Linked DNA regions of Mus musculus: region 2 is linked to region 1. A link is a loop called in an ENCODE intact Hi-C map of the cell type or tissue named here. Cell type or tissue: heart. All regions are shown on one strand. Each heading gives the region's core, and the rest is flanking DNA. Links, peaks and the distances in the headings are about the cores only.

Region 1 (5,591 bases), core at 292-5,291:
TCCCAGTGTTCAGTAGGCTGAAGGAAAAGGGTCAAAAGTGGGAACCCAACATAGGCTAAGCAGTGAGACCCTGTCTCAAGAAAACAAAAATTTAATTCAGGCTGAGAATTTGAGGGAGAGACACCAAGAAGTGTTCTCTGTACTTTGTCCCCCCCCCCCTGCCTTTTCTCTTTTTTTAAGACTTATTGATTGTATGTAAGTACACTGTAGCTGTCTTCAGACACACCCGAAGAGGGCATCAGATCTCATTACGGATAGCTGTGAGTCACCATGTGGTTGCTGGGAATTGAACTCAGGACCTCTGGAAGAGCAGTCTGTGCTCTTAACCACTGAGCCATCTCTCCAGCCCCTCCACTCTGCCTTTTTCCTCCCCTGTCTCAGAGATTGGAGAGGTACCGAAGTGTGCGCAGAGTTGAACTAAAGATTAAAATGGGAGGGCCCGCTGTGGCTGTACTCAACTATGATCCCAACCTCCAGACAAAAGCAAAAAGATACAGAGTCCAGTTTGCATCCTACAGTCAGGGCTGCACAGTAGCAGACTGCACAGACTCAGTTGGAATCACTCCCTGGAAAGAAAGGAGTGCTGAATCCTTACTTCATAGTGGTGATAAAACACATCCTTGTATTAGCCAAGGTTTGGGTTCAAATCCCAGGACTATGCTTTAAAAGAATAAAAAAAAAAAAAAAAAAAAAAGCTGAGCAGTGGTGACGCACACCTTTAATCCCAGCACATGGGAGGCAGGGGCAGGCGGATTTCTGAATTCAAGGCCAGCCTGGTCTACAGAGTGAGTTCCAGGACAGCCAGGGCTACACAGAGAAACCCTTTCTCTAAAAAAACAAAAATAAATAAAGAATACCTGCTTCTAGTTATCAAAGGCTCTGTATAGTAGTCTCTATCTGTAATTCCAACTACTCAGGAAGCTAAAGGAGGAGGAGCAAAATTTTCAGCCCTGGGCAATTGAGTAACACCCAGGATTTCTTTTTTAAGTTGCTAAACTTGGCTATATAGCAAGTTTGGAGTCTATAAGGTATTTCTAGCTCTATTTCTCTCTCTCTCTCTCTCTCTCTCTCTCTCTCTCTCCCCCCTCCCCCTTCCCCTCCCCCTCCCCCTCCCCCTCTCCCTCTCCCACACCCAAATTTTGTAATGCCAAGGCTCTAGACCCAATGACATACCTGTTAGCCCACCTATAAAGAAGGCTAAAGTGTTGTCTTGAGGGTGATGTTGGTGGCCCACGCCTTGGGAGGCAGAGGCAGATGGATTTCTGAGTTCAAGGCCAGCCTGGTCTACAAAGTGAGTTCCAGGACAGCCAGGACTATACAGAGAAACCCTGTCTCAAAAACAAACAAACAAAAAAAAACAAAAAACAGAACAAGAAACTCTGTCTCAAAAAGTAAAACATTTGAAATGTAAATAAAGAAAATAACCAATAAGAAAATAAAAAAGTGGGGCAGGAGAGATGGCTCAGCGGTTAAGAGCACTGACTGCTCTTCCGAAGGTCCTGAGTTCAAATCCCAGCAACCACATGATGGCTCACAAACCATCCTTAATGACATCTGACACCCTCTTCTGGGGTGTCTGAAGACAGCTACAGTGTACTAACATATAATAAATAAATAAATCTTTTAGAAAATAAAAAAGTAAAAAGGGGCTGGAGAGATGGCTCAGTGGTTAAGAGCACTGGCTGCTCTTCCAGAGGTCCTGAGTTCAACTCCCAGCAACCGCATGGTGGCTCACAACCACCCGTGATGGGATCTGATGCCTTCTTCTGGTATGTCTGAAGAGATCAAGAGTGTACTCACATAGATTAAATAAATTAATCCATCTTTTTTTATAAAAAATAAAAAGAGGCCTGGCAGTAGGGAGTGGCTTGACACTAAAGTTCTTGCCCAACCTATAGAGACCCTCAGTCACCAAGAGTTTACCATGCATTACACTAACCTCCCTTAATGCGTCAAGCTATCGACCTTCCAGCCAGGTCAGTGTCGTCTCTCCGCTCATGTCCCTTTCTGATCTTCGCTCCTTTGGGTCTCCTCTCTGATGTCATACCTATACCACCTCTTCCGAACCTGTTCTGTTTCCCTTCATTGCAGCTACCAGGTCTTAAAAATAACCTTTGTTTACGCGTTTATTGCATCCTCCCCGAGAGCAGAACCAGACTGTAGTAAATGGCTGGAACTATGAATGATATCTGGTTTTCTTCCAGCAACCGCTCCTTCAGGGTGGACGTTACGAAACTTCAGCACAGGTACCAGCAACTGCAGCGGCTTGTCCACCCAGATTTCTTCAGCCAAAAGTCTCAGGTATTTACTGACCCTCCCCCCAATAGTCCCCATGTATGGGCACAACTGGGTGGGTAGCTCTGTTGCTCTGGGAAAGAGTTGGGCTGCTAGCTCCACCCTGTGGCAGCCTGCCCCTAGACAGCCAGGCCCCAGAGCTGTCATTTCCTCCCAGCTTTTATCTGGCTTCCCAGATAACGGAACACACGCCAGCTTGACCAGCTCTTGTAATGATAAAACTGTTTTTACTTCTGTGAACAGACTGAAAAACACTTCTCTGACAAGCACTCCACCCTGGTGAATGATGCCTATAAGACTCTTCAGGCTCCCCTGACCAGAGGACTATATCTTGTAAGGTGATTTCCCAACCCATCTGTCTGGGACTCCTCTGTATGAGACCTAGCCTGGTCCAGGAAGCAAATGATGGGAAAAGGAAAGGAAAGAAAGAAAAAAAATTTTAAATTTTTATGCAAGAATAATCAGTGTTCTTTGTAAATCCATCTTGTTTGTTTGTATTTTCCTTTGAAAGAAAACATCACTGGTTGTAGCCCAGGCTGGCTCCAGGTTATTAATTCTCTTGCTTCACCACACCCACATCCAGCTCGTTCCTAATTTTTCTTTTCCTTCAGTACTGGGTATTGAACCTAGTGCCTTGTGCTAAGGAAGCACTCTGAACTGAGCTATGGCCCCTGCTTGATGATTACTGGATTTTCTTTCATTTGCTTGCTTCCATTTGTTTGCTTGTTCGCTTTGATGGTACTAGGTTTTGAATCCACTCAACTATATCCCCAGCTGCCTTGTTACTTTTTGAACCAGTCTCACTCAGCTGCCCAGGCTGGAATTGACATGTGATCTTCCTGCCTCAGCCTCCTGAGTAACTTGGGATGCAGCCCCACACCAAGCCAGACCTGGATCCTTTTGCATATCCTAATGTCACCCCTGATTGTAGTGCTTTAACTATTGCTTTAACTATTTTCAATGAATTTGATAAGAGTACTTGGGCTGGGCATAGTGGCGCCTGCCTTTAATCCCAGCACTTGGGAGGCAGAGGCAGGCAGATTTCTGAGTTCGAGGCCAGCCACGGCTATACAGAGAAACCCTGTCTCGGAAAAAAAAAAAAAAAAAAAAAAAAAAAAAAGGAAAGAAAAGAAAAAGAAAAACTAAAAAAAAGGAAAAAAGAAAAAAAGAGTACTTGGGAGTCTTTTTGTAAGGACATCTAGGCGATTTTAGAACTGGAGGGAAAGTTTATAAAGACTCACTTAACATCTGAGATGTGTGAGGTACCAACCATCGCTTTGATGGTACATTCAGCAGAGTGAGGTCCTATACCAGCACTCACTGTTACTAGGACAGCTCAAGTTTCTGAAGGGACACAGTGCTTATTTAGCATGTACTAGGCTCTGGGCTCCATTTCACCTGACACTCAAGGCTTCCCCCAGGAGTGCCGTGTACTCTGAAGGAGTGAGCAGTATTTACTTAACACTGAATGTTTCCTAACCAAACTCCTTTTCTTTGTGCTCCTCCCCAATAGCTAAAGCTCCAGGGAATAGAAATTCCTGAAGGGACAGATTACAAAGCAGACAGTCAGTTCCTTGTGGAAATCATGGAAATCAATGAAAGACTCGCAGACGCCCAAAGTGAGGCCGCCATGGAAGAGATAGAAGCCACTGTCAGAGGTAAAGGGAAAAATGATAATAAATATGCTTAATTTCCCCAAGGAGGACACGGCCACATTAGAGGGGAAATGAGAAGGAAAACACTTGCTGGGGGGGTAAAGAGATGGCTCAGCGGTTAAGAACTCTTCCAGAGGTCCTGAGTTCAATTCCCAGCAACTACAGGGTAACTCAGAACCATCTGTAATGGGATCCGATGCTCTCTTCTGGTGTGTCTGAACAGAGTAACAGTGTACTCATAAACATAAAATAAATAAGTCTTTAAAAAAAAAAAAGGAAGGAAGGAAGAAAATCACTTCTTGGCCTTAATTGTCATGCAAGAACTGACTTTGGAAGATAGCTTTAAGCAAGAGTGTAATCAACCAGGACAGCCAAGGCTATACAGAGAAACCCTGTCTCGGAAAAAACAAAATAAAAAAAAATAATGTAATCATACTCCAAGTATTGCAACAGTTGCTTCTATCTAGCATGCTATTTACATGCTGTCGTTATTTCTGGGGATGAAAATGACCCCGCTAGTTGGTAGAAGTTAGTAAAAATGCCCCAGGATCACACAGATCTGCAGCAGAGCAATCGCCTAAACCCTGACCTTCTGACCCAGCCTGTTCAGTTTCCATTTCATTCCATGGTGTATCAGTCAAGGGTCACTAGAAAGCCTGCAGGGGATATAGGTCTAGTTAGTTATTTCACAGAACTGGCCCAAAGGTGGAGACTGACACACAGAGCTGCTACAGGGCAAGGCCTGGGGTCATAAGGTGTTTGTGTACATGTGTGCGTGGTGCACAACCAGGAGAACTTGAGTTCAATCCCCACAATTCCACATGCTGTCTCTGACTTCCACACAGCTGCTGGGGCACACACAACACACAAACACCCACACACACCCAACCAAGTACTCTCTCACTCTAAGTAATTAATGTCATTTTAAAAATAAAATAAAAGTTGGGTGTTGCCTGAGGAGTAACACACAAATGACTTCTGACCTACACAATACTTGCATACACACACACACACACACACACACACACACACACACACACACACACATTGTAGAACAGAACAGTGGGCCAAAAGCTTAGGTTGGATTGGTTTGTTTGTTTTTTTGGGGTTTTTTGGGTTTTTTTGGTTTTTTTGACAGGGTTTCTCTGTGTAGCCCTGGCTGTCCTGGAACTTGCTCTGTAGACCAGGCTAGCTTGAAACTCAGGCATCCACCCGTCTCTGTCTCCTGGTTGTTGAAATTAAAGGTATGTACCATCTCCACCCACTTAGGTTGGATTTTTATATCACAGTCTTAAATATTTTTCTTCTGTTAGGAATCTAAATCTAGCCGGGTGTGGTGGTGCACACCTTTAATACCAACACTTGGGAGGCAGAGGCAGGCAGATTTCTGAGTTCGAGGCCAGCCTGGTCTACAGAGTGAGTTCCAGGACAGCCAGGGCTACACAGAGAAGGAACCTAAATCTGTTGGGTAAGTGCTCGACCACTGAGCACTTTATTTTACTGGGTTTGTTGTTTTTTGTGTATGTCCTGAACAGTCTTGTGTAACCTAGGGTGGCTTTAAACCCACTACTGGAACTAAGAATGACTTTAAACTGATTCTCCCGCCTCCCTCAGTGCTGCGGTTAAAGGTGTAACTGTGTC
Region 2 (5,591 bases), core at 164-5,163, 88 kb before region 1:
AGAAACACCACACACACATAAAGACACACAAATGCCCACTCACACAACTTAAAACACAGATAGACACACCACACACATATATACACACACACTATACTACACCACACACACACAGCACAAATAAACACACCCCACAGGGGCCCACACACACAATGTTTAGAAAGTTTTTAAAGAATTAAGTATTTCAAAAACAAATTCTATCAAAAAATATAAGATACAGATGACTGAGAAAACAAGAGTGGTTCAAATGTAAAATACGTACCACATACCAGGACATATAATATAATAGCTTCTAAATGTGAGTACGACTCATCACCAGAAGATGGCCAGCGCATGAGTCAGTGCATATGCCAATGTGTGTTTAGACATTCCACAATGTATTCTCTACCAAAACATTATGTCGTTCTTCTGAAGCACAGAACTCTCCTTTATCAACTGAAAGCCCGGTGCTGCAGCTACTTACACCAACACACACCTGCAGCAAGGAAACAACACTCACTGTACCTCACTCCATGTCTTAGGAACCCAGGTTTACAAACAAGCATCACACCATGGCTGCAGTTAAGTGGCGGAACTAGATTTTCCAACCTGCTGTGGGTCTGAGTGCAATACAAGCGAATGTTCACATAGAGGCCAAGGGCAATATGAGATGTCCTTCCTCCTCAGGCACCATCAATCCTGTTTTTAAGGCAGGCTCTTACTGGGAGCAGCTAGGCTGCTGTGAGCGAGTGAGTCTCAGAGATCTACTAGATCTACCTCCCAGCACCTGAATTACAAGCATCTCCACCACATTCAGCTTCTTACATGAGTGTTCATGGTTGCACAGGACTTTAATGACTGCGCTATCTCCTCAATGCATCAAACTATGTCTTTCTGACTCTCAAACCAACAAGGCTTGCTCTAGACCAATCTGATAAAATTGACAGAGACCTAAAGTACAAAGTGCAAACCCTCTAAGGACTTGAGTAGCCACCTAATTCACAATGGATACTTTCTAAGCTGATGCACATCCTGAAACGGCAGATGCTGAAACTGCACACAGTAACAAATGCTGAACATGTATCACTTATACGTGAGTCCTGTTTAAAGCCAACAACTGGCAGCATAAGCATGCTAGTCCCCGACATCGATGAAGGAGCAGAGAAATCCTCCCCGTTGGTGACAACAGTCATCTCAACACTGCAGTGCATTATTCAACTGTTGTGGAGACGATGATTTAAGGTTGCTGGGCTTCCGATCATATAAAAGAAAAGAAAGAAACGCGATGCATGACACGTATGCTGAAAATCTTAATAAACAATTGTTACTGCTTCCCATGTTTTTGTAATTTTGACACCTTACTATACATACACTTTCTATACATAAAAAAAGCTTAATGTAAAGTGTCCACCTCACCCATCTCCCATTCACCACCTATCTTGATCAAAAGTCTTTGTGCAGTGATGAACTACAACATGTAGGCTTGTGTACACTCCAGAAGGTTGCTGTAAGACAGCACCACCTGATGGCGCAATACTCAGAAAATACTATGATCACAAAAAGATGTAAGACTGTAGTAGTTGTACGCACATTTCCTTATGATTAATTTATAAATTAGGTGCATTAAGACAACAGTGCCAGGCTTAGAGGCACACACTTTTAATCTCGGCAGAGAGAGGCAGAGGCAGGCATATCTCCAAGTTCAAGACCAGTCTGGTCTACAGAGCATGTTCCACAACAGTCAACCCTACAGAGAAAAACCCTATCTCGGGGAAGAAAGAAAAAGCAACAAAAATAACTAATAACACCAGAAAACAATGATAGCAATATAGCCAATAACAACAAGGAACAATGATGGCACTGCAGTGAGTGACATCATTAGCACTGCCACTCCTGCACTTGGGACATCATGAAGCCAGGTGAAGGGTGACAGGAACACAGATACTGTCTCAGAAATCAGAGAATAGGTCTATACCTGGTATCCAAGTGACCACACAGCACACAGAGCACCTAGTGTAAATAAATACCTGACAAACAGAACAGTATACAGTTTAAAACCGATACGTTCATTGATCCTGGAATTTCCATGTAATATTTTAGATCACAGTAAACTGAAAATAATAAAAATTACAGAAAACGAACCCATACACAGAAAGAATTGCTACAAGTCGACAGCAGAGGAGTCTGACAAGAATTTCAGTTTCTATAACTAACACAAACAGATGAAAGCCAAGCTCTCCCAGAATCTTTTAAAGAGAAATGAATACACCTATAGCCAGGCAGTGGTACCCACACCTCCAATCACAGCACCTGGCAGACAGAGGGAGGAGGTGCATCTCTGTGTGTTCAAGGCCAGCCAGGTCTACATACTGAGTTCTAGGACAACCAGGGCTACAAAGGAAAACCTTGTTTCAAAAAACAAAAACAAAACAAAACAAAAAACAAAATCCATGGCAGAGAAACATATACAAACTCTAAGACAAGAAATCATAACCCTGGAACAGGACATAAACAAAAAACCTGTATAAACCATCACTAAGATCAAGGAGAAAGGAGCCGAGCCCTTGAAGGACAGACCGGCACTTTGTAAGAATATGTGTGACTTCCTATGACAGGACAGGGCACTCAGGACTCCAGAAGCAAGCTAGACTCTGTCAGACCTGGGGAGCAGAAGAATAGATACATTCATTAATGTTTAACTGCCTCAAAGCTCTGAATTCAGCCTTCAGCTCCTCTTCTGCATTACTAAAATTTTGCTACCATGAGCATGATATGGCTCTTTCTCAGTAGAGGGCACTGGAGGACTGGTCCATGAAAGAGCTCTCTAGCTCTTAGACAGGCGATAACACTGAGGACACTCTCTGGAATTTGCCCAAGTGAGTACTAAGAGTGACCAGAAACTCTCAACTGCAGCTGAGCCTGGTGACATCTTCCTGAGCCCTCCATGAGCTAGAAGCTGCAGGTGTGGACCACTCTGCCTCCTTTGCAGACAGGTGCTGAGCTCATTTTGCAGATTCCTGAGTCACTCTCAGCACCACAGCTACAGCTACAGCTACGTGGACACTGTGCACTCCAGGCCTCCTGCATGTCAAGTATCCTTGATTTCAATTTATTCTCTATTAACTAATGTTCCAGAGAGCTACTTTGCACTCTGCAAGCAAATACAAACCATTTTCACCCTGCCAGAAATGTCTCTGGATCCAATGTATTGCTTCTCCATCTTTTCAGAAGAGGCAAACAAATATGTGCAAGATTTCCACACATCTGCCCTTTCTCACTCCCCCCTCCTCCCCCTCTTCCTCTCCTTCTCCCCCCCCCCCCCAAGCTCTGGAATACCCTAGAGAATTGATTTAAGCTTACAGAGACATATTATATAACAGCTTCATAATTCTGTGTACAAAACTTCCCCTGTTTAAATAACTGTCAGCTGACTGGACCAAGAACTACTAGCAACATGAAATAATCTCAAAAAAGAGACACTCTAAAAACCTGACTGCTGTAACTGGCCTGGTTAGGCCCTTAGATATGAGAGAAACAAGATGCTAATTCACATGTTAATGGAAATATGCCCCATGGTTGTTAATTAAGTGACAAGAAAAACAAATATCACTGGGGCGCAAGTGGCTAATGCACTCTGCAATTTGTGAATGGTGTCTACAAGGGCCAGGGTATGGGATATATGATTCTTAGTGTATTTCAGGGCTTTTATACAGGACTTATAACAACTTTGAGTATATCAACTTAGTCCAAAAGATAATCAAAGATTCTTTAAGAGAAGCTGAAGAGGTGGCTCAGCAGTTAAAAGCTCCTGAAGAAGACCCAAGTTCAGTCACACAGCACCGCACTAAAAGACTCACAACCACCTGTAAACTTGTAGCTTGAAAGGACCCAACACCTTATTCTGGTCTCTTGGGGCACTCCCAGACACATGAGCATATATAGAGACAGACAGACAGACAGACAGATACATACAACACACACACAAATGAATAAAAATAAATTTTAACAAAATAATAAGTAACAATTGCTTTAAAAGTGAACATTAAGTTTCAAAGTGGAATGTTTTGTTTTTAAAGCCATTAAACTGCCAAAGAACTTTTGACACATAAATGACGACCATTTAGAAGATGAAAAGGAGAAAATGAGTCCAAATATTAAGTCAACAAAGATAAGTGGCCTAAGAATATAGTTCTAAAAAACATGCAAGATCTATGTGGAAATATCATTTATTACTACTGAATTGAACCGAGTATAAATATCCATCCTATTTTGAGCAGAAAGATTCAATGACACTAAGGTATCAATGTTTTATCTATGACTTATTTTTCATAAGAGTAATACAAAATACCAAGATAAGTTTTAACTAGGTTTAAGCAAGAATAGGCCCTGTACATTCACATGTTTGAGAGCTTGATCACTAGGAGGTAGAACTGTTTAGGAAAGATTAGGAGGAAGTGTACCACTGGGGTATGCAGGATATTCTCTTGTGCACTGTGTAGAAGCATTCACCTATCAACAAAGAGCTGAATGGCAGGATTGGAAGGTGGGACATCCAGCAGAGGGGGTGGGGGGAATTCTGGGAAAGAGTCATGAGCAGATTTCGCCTGGACTAGGACAACACTGACAAATGTGACTGAGGAGAGGTAACTAGCCATGTGGCAGGCATAGCCAGTCAGAGAATAAGCCAAAGCCTACGGCCTGGGCATTAATTCATAAATAAATAAGTCTCAGAGTCATTATTCTGGAAACAAAGAAGACAGATAGAAAAGCTCCTGGCTATAGGGGTGGGCTTTGAGGTTTCAAAAATCCATACCAGGATGTTCCATTATTTATATCTGTATCATGCTTATAAGTCAAAACATAAGCTCTCAGCTACTGCTCCCGCAGCATGCCTATAGGCATGACACCATGCTTCCTGCTACATGGCCAAGGACTCACCCTCTGAAACTGCAAACCCCCAACAATCTCTCTTCTGTACACTGCCTTGCTTGTGGTGTCATCAGAGTAACAGAGAAGTAACTATGACACTAGGCAACTGGACTCTCAAGTCAGTAGCCCTGGTTAATCCCATTGGTAAGATAAAATAAACTAGTTGGATTCTCAAGTTAGTAGCCCTGGTTAGTCCCATTGGTAAGATAAAATAAACTAGCTGGATTCTCAAGTTAATAGGCCTGGGTTAATAATCCCATTGGTAAGATAAAATGGAAATGAGGAAAATTAATCCAACTCACATGCTAAAGTATGTAATTATATTGCTTAATTTATTATGAATAAAATGTGTACCTGATAATGATTATTAGTATGGTTGTGATGCTAAATACACATATCAGTGAAAATAAAGATAAACTTCAGACATAATACAAATAGAATGAGAATTTATAATATAATAAAGACAAAATTCAGCATCAGTAGAGAAATATGGGTTGCTATTTTGGAGTAAAAATGAAGTTGGAAGGGCTAGAGATAGCCCAATGGAGAAGAGCACTTGCTGTTCTTGCAGAGGCCCTGAGTGCTGTTCCCAACCCCCACATGGTCGTCACAAATGTCTGCAACTCCAATTCCATAGGACCCAATGACATGTTCCAGATTCTGCAGGTGCCAGGAACACACAC

What was found. Peaks named below come from ENCODE experiments on the same cell type or tissue, not always from the same donor. Only the 100,000 strongest peaks of a DNase experiment are listed, where the experiment ranks them.
Region 2: a loop joins it to region 1, with 7 times the contacts of the local background. A loop is called at or near these places in 15 of 42 quality-filtered maps.

What each region holds. Positions count from the first base shown.
Region 1 is chr5:110,833,017-110,838,607 of GRCm38, reverse strand. It overlaps Hscb (HscB iron-sulfur cluster co-chaperone), which reads left to right. Exons shown (of 6, transcript NM_153571.2): 2 at 2,205-2,301; 3 at 2,539-2,628; 4 at 3,809-3,953. Among named protein-coding and RNA genes, the nearest start is that of Hscb, 4.0 kb to the left of the region's middle. RefSeq lists an enhancer at 1-27. In heart, for the core only: a CTCF peak has its summit at 2,405 (motif pointing left); a DNase peak (open chromatin) is centred at 2,387; H3K4me3 peaks cover 443 bases; H3K27ac peaks cover 1,187 bases; H3K27me3 peaks cover 322 bases.
Region 2 is chr5:110,920,745-110,926,335 of GRCm38, reverse strand. The region is part of intron 2 of Ttc28 (tetratricopeptide repeat domain 28); the gene reads right to left. Among named protein-coding and RNA genes, the nearest start is that of Ttc28, 44 kb to the right of the region's middle. In heart, for the core only: CTCF peaks have their summits at 1,521 and 2,763 (motif pointing right); no DNase peak of the experiment used is centred there.